Linked DNA regions of Homo sapiens: region 2 is linked to region 1. A link is an interaction called in ENCODE POLR2A ChIA-PET data of the cell type or tissue named here. Cell type or tissue: MCF 10A. All regions are shown on one strand. Links, peaks and the distances in the headings refer to the core of each region. The heading gives the core; the rest is flanking DNA. Region 1 overlaps KDM3B (lysine demethylase 3B). Region 2 overlaps CDC25C (cell division cycle 25C).

The links. Peaks named below come from ENCODE experiments on the same cell type or tissue, not always from the same donor. Only the 100,000 strongest peaks of a DNase experiment are listed, where the experiment ranks them.
Region 2: POLR2A ChIA-PET joins it to region 1 with 6 read pairs; 6 of 35 experiments call an interaction of 5 or more read pairs at or near these places.

Annotation. Positions count from the first base shown.
Region 1 is chr5:138,386,712-138,392,090 of GRCh38, forward strand. It overlaps KDM3B (lysine demethylase 3B), which reads left to right. Exons shown (of 24, transcript NM_016604.4): 8 at 4,302-5,379. Among named protein-coding and RNA genes, the nearest start is that of KDM3B, 37 kb to the left of the region's middle. In MCF 10A, for the core only: no CTCF peak of the experiment used is centred there; a DNase peak (open chromatin) is centred at 2,390.
Region 2 is chr5:138,297,974-138,303,352 of GRCh38, forward strand. The region is part of intron 7 of CDC25C (cell division cycle 25C); the gene reads right to left. Among named protein-coding and RNA genes, the nearest start is that of GFRA3, 26 kb to the left of the region's middle. In MCF 10A, for the core only: no CTCF peak of the experiment used is centred there; no DNase peak of the experiment used is centred there.

The sequences.
Region 1 (5,379 bases), core at 176-5,175:
GGGAAGGAGTATTTCTGAGATGTGCTTAAATTATACTCTGTGGAAGGCCTTTACTGCTCACTGGGCAAATGTGTATAGTTTAATAACTTTATCAGCTCTTAAAAGGCACCAGAACAGTTGGGTGAATCAAAAACTGATGATACAACCTAATTTAAAGACATGTTAAAGTAGATCTGGTGGGGAATGTTTTAAATTCTATTATCTATTTAGTTCACGTAGTGATCAAGCCTCTGCTAGGCCTATAAGAGGTGAGGTTAATGAATTACAGTATTGGTAATAGTGAATACTATAATTAAGGCTATGTGTGCAAGCTACCATTACCCTGTTTTCAATTCATCATTTTCTATGATATTTTCCCTTGAGGCTGAGTTAATTTCCATCATTTGATATGGCCATGGAAGGTTTTTTCTCCCTATCTTCACCTTTTTAAGCCTTACCTGAAAATTTGATGGATTTCATCACAACAGTATCTGATTTCCTTTGTTCTTTATCTGATATGCATATATTGTTGCTAAAATGGAACCTCTGTTAAATGTAAGTTAACATCAAGTTGTCTCCCTAATCCAAAATATCAAAATCAGTATAATATATTCTTTTTGACTAATTTTGGTCACCAAAATATGATTTATGGTGCTAGTCATCTTTTTTTTCCCCAAACAGCTATTAACTCAAGCTAAAATATGAAATACAGAGATGAAATGCTTAATGATTTTTAAAAATTATATATAGGAAACTACTGTGTGCTGAGTACTGTATATTATATATAAGGAATTGAAACTCCTATTTGAAGGAGCTCACATCCTAAAACGGAATCATTTCAGAAAAAACAATGCCAGACAAAACATGACAAACGTGACTTCTTTCCCTCCCCAACAAGTGCAGATTGTTAATCCCTAGTGTGCAGGGATAGGGAGGGAGAGGAAATGTCCACACAGACGAGGAGAAGGCCTGTAAATGCAAATTTCACACTGTTGATGGTTTGTCCTGTTGGTTGACCAGCATTCCCAAGATAACCAGGTGAGGATCTTATATGGATTTCCAGTGTAAATCATCATAGTGTCTGAATTATTTAAAAACAACTCCATGTTGGCCAGGCACAGTAGCTCACACCTGTAATCCCAGCACTTTGGGAGGCCAAGGCGGGCGGATCACAAGGTCAGGAGATCAAGACCATCCTGGCTAACACGGTGAAACCCCATCTCTACTAAAAATACAAAAAATTAGCCGGGCGTGGCGGCGTGCACCTGTAGTCCCAGCTACTCGGGAGGCTGAGGCAGGAGGATGGCGTGAACCTGGGAGGTGGAGCTTGCAGTGAGCCGAGATTGTGCCACTGCACTCCAGCCTGGGCGACAGAGCAAGACTATGTCTCAAAAAAACAAAACAAAACAAAAACAACTCCATGTCAAAGGCAGTGTGAATGTAAATGGAGCTTACAAAATAGACCAGGTTTTACATGCTATAAAAGAGATCCATTGAATGCTGCTACTCTTAGAGTAGCAAAGCTGAATATATGAAATTCAGATTGAAAGAGTATTTTCTTTTAAACAGGTTGAGGGAATTTCTGTGACTATGACAGTCATGTTGCTGTGTTTCTGTTTGGTTCTTCTTCTAGGATATGATTTAAAAGTATAGAAATGAGCCAGGCATAGTACAGCTCATGCCTGTAATCCTAGCACTTTGGGAGGCCGAGGCGGGCGGATCACGAGGTCAGGAGATCGAGACCATCCTGGCTAACACGGTGAAACCCCGTCTCTACTAAAAATACAAAAAATTAGCTGGGCGTGGTGGCAAGCGCCTGTAGTCTCAGCTACTCGGGAGGCTGAGGCAGGAGAATGGCGTGAACCCGGGAGGCAGAGCTTGCAGTGAGCCAAGAGAGCCAAGATTGTGCCACTGCACTCCAGCCTGGGCAACAGAGCGAGACTCCGTCTTTAAAAAAAAAAAAAAAAAAAAAAAGGCTGGGCTTGGTGGCATGTGTCTGTAATCCTAGCTACCCAGGAGGCTGAGGCAGGAGAATCACTTGAACCTGGGAGGCGGAGATTGCAGTGAGCCAAGATTGCGCCACTGCACTCCAGCTTGGGTGACAGAGCGAGACTCCGTCTCAAAAAATAAATAAATAAATGTGTAGAAATGAATGTTTTCATTACAATGGCTGATCTAAAATAAAGACAGAGCCAACAGGAAACTTCTTGCCCTAAAAACTGGCTTGACATGAGTTTCTCATCACCTTTTTATAAGAAAAGGATTTGGAATTTAATCATTTGAAGGAAAATGAAAGACTATCCAAATTATTTTTCATTCATGTGTGTATTTATTTTTAAAGGGTAACTTTAGGAGTGAAACATGAGCTACCCATGCTAGTTCCTTGCAGTCATGCAGGTATCAAGGCTCCTGGCCAAATCCTGCCTGTGAAGCAACAGCAGCACCTCAGGGCTGTGTCTGTTCTTTTTCTCTATTGTAGGGAGTAAGTTGAAGTCAATACTTACTGGTTAGTAGGAAGATAAAAGAAAAAAGAAAAGGAGTTTTATTTTTTAACTCTAAAATACCCTGAAGTAGTCTCTGTAGCAGAGACAGAGGCAAGCCTAGGTGGCCTGCTTGATTCGTACGTCTCTATGCTACTCCTCAAGGAAATCCTGAATGTTAACTCCTCTTGTGTATTTAAAGAATAGTTTAATTAAAACTCTCTCCCCTCTTTATAAGAGAATAGCCCTTTTGTTTATCGGGAATCACTTTTTTTTTAATTGTAGTAAAATACACATAATGTAAAACTTACGACTTTAAAATGTACAATTCTGTGGCATTTAGTACATTTACAGTGTTGCGAAACTATGAAGACTATCTAGATCCAGAAATTTCATCACCCCAAAAGGAAAACTCCATATCCATTAAGTGGTGATGGAATAATTTTTATTTCCAGTGTTTTAGAGTGAATATTAAGGTATATCATCCTCTACTACTTGAAAGTAATCTATGGTTAGCAAGTCAAGTACTAGGATCTGGGTTTTATTAAATTAATAAATATAAGTTTGGGCTCATACCTACCTATGGGTCTCTTCTCTCTCTCTCTCTCTCTCTGTGTGTGTGTGTGTGTGTGTGTGTGTGTGTCCCTTTCTCTTGTCTGTATCTGGGTACATTAATATATAGGAAAGTCCTTCCTTTTTTTTGTTTTTGTGAGGGAATCTTGCTCTGTTGCCAGGCTGGAGTGCAGTGGCACGATCTGGGCTCACTGCAACCTCCGCCTCCTGGGTTCAAGCAATTCTCCTGCCTCAGCCTTCCGAGTAGCTGGGACTACAGGCACGTGCCACCATGCCCGGCTCATTTTTTGTATTTTTAGTAGAGACAGGGTTTCACCGTGTTGGCCAGGATGGTCTTGACCTCCAGACCTCGTGATCCGCCCATGTCAGCCTCCCAAAGTACTGGGATTACAGGCATGAGCCACCGCGCCAGGCCCCATTCTTCTTTATACAGTCATTCACAAGCAGAAGTTAACATTTTGAAGGTAAAAGAAGGAAAGGGGAGTGTTCTGTTATTTCATTCTTCAGTTATGCTGAAGGCTTTTTTTGGGATATTGTCAGTATATACATTTATCCTCTTTGGATTCTTATTAGATTCTAATTATAACAAAGGTCTTGGTAAATAGCTTGCTTTCTTTAATTTAGCATCTTTACGTCTAACGTTAATTGAAGTAGATATTCAACTTGTAGGTTGACTTGAACCCATAAATAGATGCCGAAATCCAAAAGGGTCCATGTTGTGGACTTTCAGATTAATAAGGAAAACACTTTTCTTTAACGTGCAGTAGGCTTGTCCTAGGATTAAAGCCACTTTTTGTAAAATGGGCAATTTTACAGTAGCCTAAATAAATCAAAACTTTAACAATAGCTCCCAAGGTCATTGAGATATATTAATATTACAGGGGTCACTGTAAAAGCTGATGTCTATTCAGGAACCCTTTTCTCCAGTTCCTTAGAGGAGCTCTTCACTTCCAAATAGATACCAAAAAGCCTACAAGGCCTTCTAGCACTGTGACGACCAATTGGATAACAACCAAGGGAATTGCAGGATGAATGACATCCTGCTATCTCTGGTTCACCTTGCTAAAGATGCCCTCAGTGTAGTCTGTGGCAGATTTCTTCCCCACTGCTGGTGAACTCCAGTTACAAGAGCAGATCCATGGAATTGTAAAAGAGAAAAGTTGATGGACCCCCAAGAAATGTTGATCTGGTGATAGTGAGGTCCAAGAAAGAGATCATTAGATTGTCATGAGAAGCCAGCATCACTAATTCAGGCTATCTTCCTTTCAGAATTCAAGAAATTCTATTCTGGCCTCTTCTGGATTTGGAGCACCTCTCCCTAGTTCATCGCAACCTTTGACTTTTGGAAGTGGAAGGAGCCAGTCCAATGGTGTTCTAGCCACAGAGAACAAACCTTTGGGCTTCTCTTTTGGCTGTAGCTCTGCACAAGAGGCACAGAAAGACACTGATCTCTCCAAAAACTTGTTTTTTCAATGCATGTCCCAAACTTTACCTACCAGTAACTACTTCACTACTGTTTCAGAGAGTTTGGCTGATGATTCTTCTAGTCGGGACTCATTCAAACAAAGCCTTGAGAGCCTGAGCTCAGGCCTGTGTAAAGGCAGATCCGTTCTTGGAACAGACACTAAGCCAGGCTCTAAGGCTGGCAGCTCTGTGGACCGGAAAGTGCCTGCAGAGTCCATGCCCACCCTCACTCCAGCCTTCCCACGGAGCCTCCTAAATGCCCGTACCCCAGAGAATCATGAAAATCTATTTTTACAGCCCCCCAAATTGTCCCGAGAAGAGCCTTCTAATCCTTTCCTGGCATTTGTGGAGAAAGTTGAACACAGCCCTTTCAGTAGTTTTGCATCTCAGGCATCAGGTAGCTCCTCTTCTGCTACCACTGTCACCTCCAAGGTGGCACCCAGCTGGCCCGAGTCTCACTCCTCTGCAGATTCGGCATCTTTAGCAAAGAAGAAACCCCTCTTCATTACAACTGACTCCTCCAAGCTAGTATCTGGTGTTCTGGGCTCAGCTCTTACCAGTGGGGGCCCAAGCCTCTCTGCCATGGGGAATGGCCGCTCCAGCTCGCCCACCAGCAGCCTCACTCAGCCCATTGAGATGCCAACTCTCTCCTCTAGCCCCACAGAGGAGAGGCCAACTGTGGGGCCTGGGCAGCAGGACAATCCCCTCCTCAAAACCTTTAGTAACGTCTTTGGCAGGCACTCAGGCGGCTTTCTGTCCTCCCCGGCAGATTTTTCACAGGAGAACAAAGCTCCTTTTGAAGCTGTGAAAAGGTTCTCACTGGATGAACGAAGCTTGGCTTGCAGACAAGACTCGGACTCCAGCACCAACAGTGACCTGTCAG
Region 2 (5,379 bases), core at 189-5,188, 89 kb before region 1:
TGAGACAGCCACATTTAGTATGGTACCTTTTTTTTTTTTTCTTGAGACAGGGTCTCACTCTCTCATCCAGGCTGGAGTGCAGTGGCATGATCACAGCTCACTGCAATCTCGACATCCCAGGCTCAAGTGATCCTTCCACCTCAGCCTCCCAAGTAGCTGGAACTACAGGCTTGAGCCACCACACCTTGCATTTTTTTTTTTTTTTTTCGTAGAGACAAGGTCTCTCTTTGTTGCCCAGGCTGGTTGTGAACTCCTGGGGCTCAAATGTCCTCTTGCCTTAGCCTCCCAAAGTGCTGGGATTACAGATGTGAGCCACCACACCCAGTGATACCATTTTTAGAAACCTCAAAAACTAATTTAAACAATACTATAAACCAACCAGACCTAACAGACACCTAGAGAACACTCTACCCAACAACCGTAGAATACACATTCTTCTCCAGTACACATGGCACATTCTCACAATAGACAATATGCCTGAACATAAAATAAGCCTCGCCAGGCGCAGTGGCTCAAACCTGTAATCCTAGCACTTTGGGAGGCTGAGGCGGGCAGATCACAAGGTCAAGAGATCGAGACCATCCTGGCCAACATGGTGAAATCCTGTCTCTACTAAAAATACAAAAATTAGCTGGGGGTGGTGGCACATGCCTGTAGTCCCAGCTATTCAGGAGGCTGAGGCAGGAGAATCGCTTGAACCTGGGAGGCGGAAGTTGCAGTGAGCTTAGGTCGTGCCACTGCACTCCAGCCTGGTGACAGAGTGAGACTCCATCTCAAAAATAAAATAAAATAAAAATAAAATAAAATAAAATAAGCCTCAATAAATTTAAAAGGATTGAAATCACACAAAATATGTTCTCTGACCACAATGGAATAAAATTAGAAATCAGTTAACAGAAAAAATCTGGAAAATTAGCAAATTTATGAAAATTAAATAGGCCAGGTGTGGTGGCTCACACCTGTAATCCCAGCACTTTGGGAGGCTGAGGCGGGCGGATCACCTGGGGTTAGGAGTTCCAGACCAGCCTGGCCATCATGGTGAAACCCCATCTCTACTAAAAATACAAAAATTAGCTGGGTGTGGTGGCGGGTGCCTGTAGTCCCAGCTACTCGGGAGGCTGAGGCAGGAGAATTGCCTGAACCTGGGAGGCACAGGTTGCAGTGAGCCAAGATCGCACCACTGCACTCCAGCCTAGGTTACAGAGGGAGACTCTGTCTGGAAAAAAAAAAAAAAAAAAAAGGCCAGGCACAGTGGCTCATGCCTGTAATTCCAGCACTCTGGGAGGCTGAGGCGGGAGGACCACTTAAGGTCAGGAGTTCGAGACCAGCCTGGCCAACAGAGTGAAGCCCCATCTCTACTAAAAATACAAAAATTAGCCAGGCGTGGTAGGGTACGCCTGTAATCTCAACTACTTGGGAGGCTGAGGCAGGAGAATTGCTTGAACCCAGGGGGCAGAGGTTGCAGTGAGCCAAGATCACACCACTGCCCTCCAGCCTGGGGGACAGAGCAAGACTCCGTCTCAAAAAAAAAAAAAAAAAGAAAGAAAAGAAAAAGAAAATTAAATAACACACTTGTTAATAACCAATGGGTCAATGAAGAAATCATAGGAAAATCAGAAAATACTTTGAGATGAATGAAAACTAAGATACAACATACCAAAGCTTATGGGATACAGCTAAAGTAATGCTTAGAAAAAAATTTAAAGCTATAAATGCCTAAAATAAAAAAGAAGATCTCAAATCAATTACCTAAACTCCCACCTAAGAGGAAACTAAATCCAAAGCAAGCAGAAGGAAGGAAATAAAAAAGATTAGAGCAGAACTTAAGAGAATAGAAAAACAACAGAACCAAAAGTTGGTTCTTTGAAAAGATCAGCAAAAATCGACAAACTTTTAGCCTGAACAATTAAAAAAAAGTCTCAAGTTATCAAAATCAGGAATGGAAAGTGGGACATTACTACCAACCTTACAGAAATAAAAAGGATCATGAAGAAATATTAGTGAATAACTGTGTGCCAACAAATGAGACCACTTAGATGAAATGGACTAATTCCTAACAAGACAAAAACTACTGAAACTAGCCAGGTGTAGTGGTGTGCACCGGTAGTCTTAGCTTCTCAGGAGGCGGAGGTGGAAGGATTGCTGGAGCACACAGGAGTTCAAGGCGACATAGTGAGGCACCGCCCCAACTCCAATTAACAAAACAAAACAAAAGACTGAAACCATGACCAGGTAGGATGTATCCCAGAAATGCAAGGTTGATATAACATCTGAAAATCAGCCACCGTATCCCACCAGATCAATAAAATAAATGACAAAAACCATATGATTACTCATCTCTGCACGTTGTGAGGCTAAGACGGGTGGGTTGCTTGAGCTCAGGAGTCTAAGACCAGCCTGGGCAACATGGTAAAACGCTGTCTCTACAAAAATACAAAAATTAGCTGGGTACAGTGGTGCATGCCTGTAGTCCCAGCTACTTGGGAGGCTGAGGCAGGAGGATTGTTTGTGTTCAGGAGGTTGAGGCTGCAGTGAGCCGTGATTGTGCTACTGCAGTCCATTCTGGGCAACAGAGTGAGACTCTGTCTCAAAAAAAAAAAATTGATAGATTAATAGACAGAAAACTAATAAGCATATAGATGTGTTCAACAATATAAATAAACTGGACCTACTTGACATACATAGAATATTCTACTCAAGAATAGAGACTATACATTTTCTAAGTTGCACTAAACATTTACCAAGATGTTCTGAGTCATACTCTGGACCATAAAAACCAATCTTAATGCACCTAAAAGGATTTAAGTCATATAAAATATATTCTTGACAATCGAATTAAATTAGAATTCAATAACAGAAAGGTCCTCAAATATGAGGTCCTCAAAAAGTCCTCAAATATTTGCAAATAATTAAATAACAAGCTTCTAAGTAACCCCTACATCAAAAAAGAAACCAAAAAAGGAAATTGGAAAGTATTTTGAACTGAATAAAACTGAAAATGCAACATATCAAAATTTGTGAGATGCAGCTAAAGTACTAAATACCCTTATTTAAAAAGGTCTCAAATCAATGACCTTAGCTTCAACCTTAACTAAACATGAAGATCAAATTGAACTCAAAGTATCCAAAGATTAGAGTGCAAAATCAATGGAATAGAAAACAGAAAAACAATGGAGAAAGTCAATAAAACCAAAAGATGATTTTTTAAAAAGATCAATATTGATAAATCTCTACCCAGACTTATCAGGAATAAGACAGAGGACACATATAACCAATATCAGGAATGAGAGACATCACTATGGATTCTACAGACACTAAAACGCTAATAAGGAAGTATTTTTAACAACTTTATGCCACTATATTTGACAACCTAATTAAAATGGACAAATTCCTTCAAAGACACAAACTACCAAACTCACTCAAAAAGAAACAGTTAAACTGAGTAGTTCCTATCTGTAAAGTAAGTTGAATTTGTTAAAAACATTCCCACAAAGAAAACTCTAGGCCCAGGTGGCTTCACCGGTGAATCGTGCCAAACATCTAAAAGAGAAATAAAACCAATTCTATATAAACTCTTCCAGAAAATTGAAAAAAAAAGAGGGAATTATTTGCAAATCATTTCATGATGCTAGCATTACACTGATACCAATACCAAAACATTAACATGAAAAGCTAAAACACTGAAGATCAATATCTCTCATGAACATAGAGGTACACAAAAAAAAAAAAAAATTTTTTTTTTTTTTTTCAGATGGAGTCTCGCTCTGTCACCCAGGCTGGAGTGCAGTGGTGCTATCTCAGCTCACTGCAACCTCTGCCTCCTGGGTTCAAGCGTTTCTCCTGCCTCAGTATCCCAAGTAGCTGGAATTACAGGTGTGTGCCACTGCACCTGGCTAATTTTTGTATTTTTAGTACAGATGGGGTCTCACCATGTAGGCCAAGCTGGCCTCGAGCTCCTGACCTCAGGTGATCCACCTGCCTTGGCCTCCCAAAGTGCTGGGAATTACAGGTGTGAGTCACTGTGCCCGGCCTTTTTATTGAGACAGAGTCTCGCTCTGTCTCCCAGGATGGACTGCAGTGGCACGATCTCAGCTCACTGCAACCTCTGCCTCCCTGATTCAAGCGATTCTCCTGCCTCAGCCTCTCGAGTAGCTGGTACTACAGGTGTGTGCCACCATGCCCGGCTAGTTTTTGTATTTTTTTGTAGAGACGGGGGTTCCACCATGTTGGCCAGGCTGGTCTCGATCTCCTGACCTCGAGTGATCCACCTGCCTCAGCCTCCCAAAGTGCTGGGATTACAGGCATGAGCCACCGTGCTCGGCCGATGTAAAAATTATCAACAAAATGTTAGCAATGAAATCCAACAACATATAAGAAGGATCATATGTCACAACCAAGTGAGGTTATCACAGGATTGCAAGGTTGTTTAACATTCAAAAACGTAGGCCAGGCACAGTGGCTCATACCTGTAATCCCAGCACTTTGGGAGGCCAAGGCAGGTGGATCACCTAAGGTCGGGAGTTTGAGACCAGACTAACCAACATAGAGAAACCCCGTCTCTACTAAAAATACAAAATTAGCAAGGCGTGGTGGCACATGCCTGTAATCCCAGCTACTCGGGAGGCTGAGGCAGGAGAATCGCTTGAACCCAGGAGGCGGAGGTTGTGGTGAGCTGAGATTGCACCATTGCACTCCAGCCTGAGCAACAAGAGCGAAACTCCATCTCAAAAAAAAAAAGTAATTCATCATATTAACAGATTAAAAAAAAAACTCACTTGATTATCTCAATAGATACAGAGAAAAGGGCTGGGTAGGGTAACTTATGCCTGTAATCCCAGCACTTTGGGAGGCTGAGGCAGAGGGGTTGCCTGAGCCCAGGAGTTCAAGACCAGCCTGGACAAAATGGTGAGATCCCCATCTCTATAGGGGAAAAAAAAAAAAAAGAACTAGCCAGGGGTGACTGTGTTTGCCTGTAGTCCCAGCTACTTGGGGAGGCATAGGCAAGAGGATCTCTTGAGCCCAGGAGTTTGAGGATGCAGTGAGCTGTGATTGTGCCACGCACTCCAGCCTGGGCAAGAGAGTGAGACCATGTCTCTTTAAAAACAAAAACAAAAACAAAAAACCTGTTCCTGCTAAAATCTCCTGGCAAACTAGGAAATAGAAGGGAACTTCCTCAACCTGATGATGGGCTTCTCAAGAAATGTATAGCTAACATCATACTCAATGTATAAAAAGCTGAATGCTTTTCTCTAAGCTCAGGTGTAAGGCAAGGGGTTGTAAGTAATTTTTAAGATTACAAAGGAGTTCTAAGACCAAAAAATTTGAGAACTCTTATTCTAGTAGAAGGGAAAATTGGTAATATAGGAGTGGGGAAATACT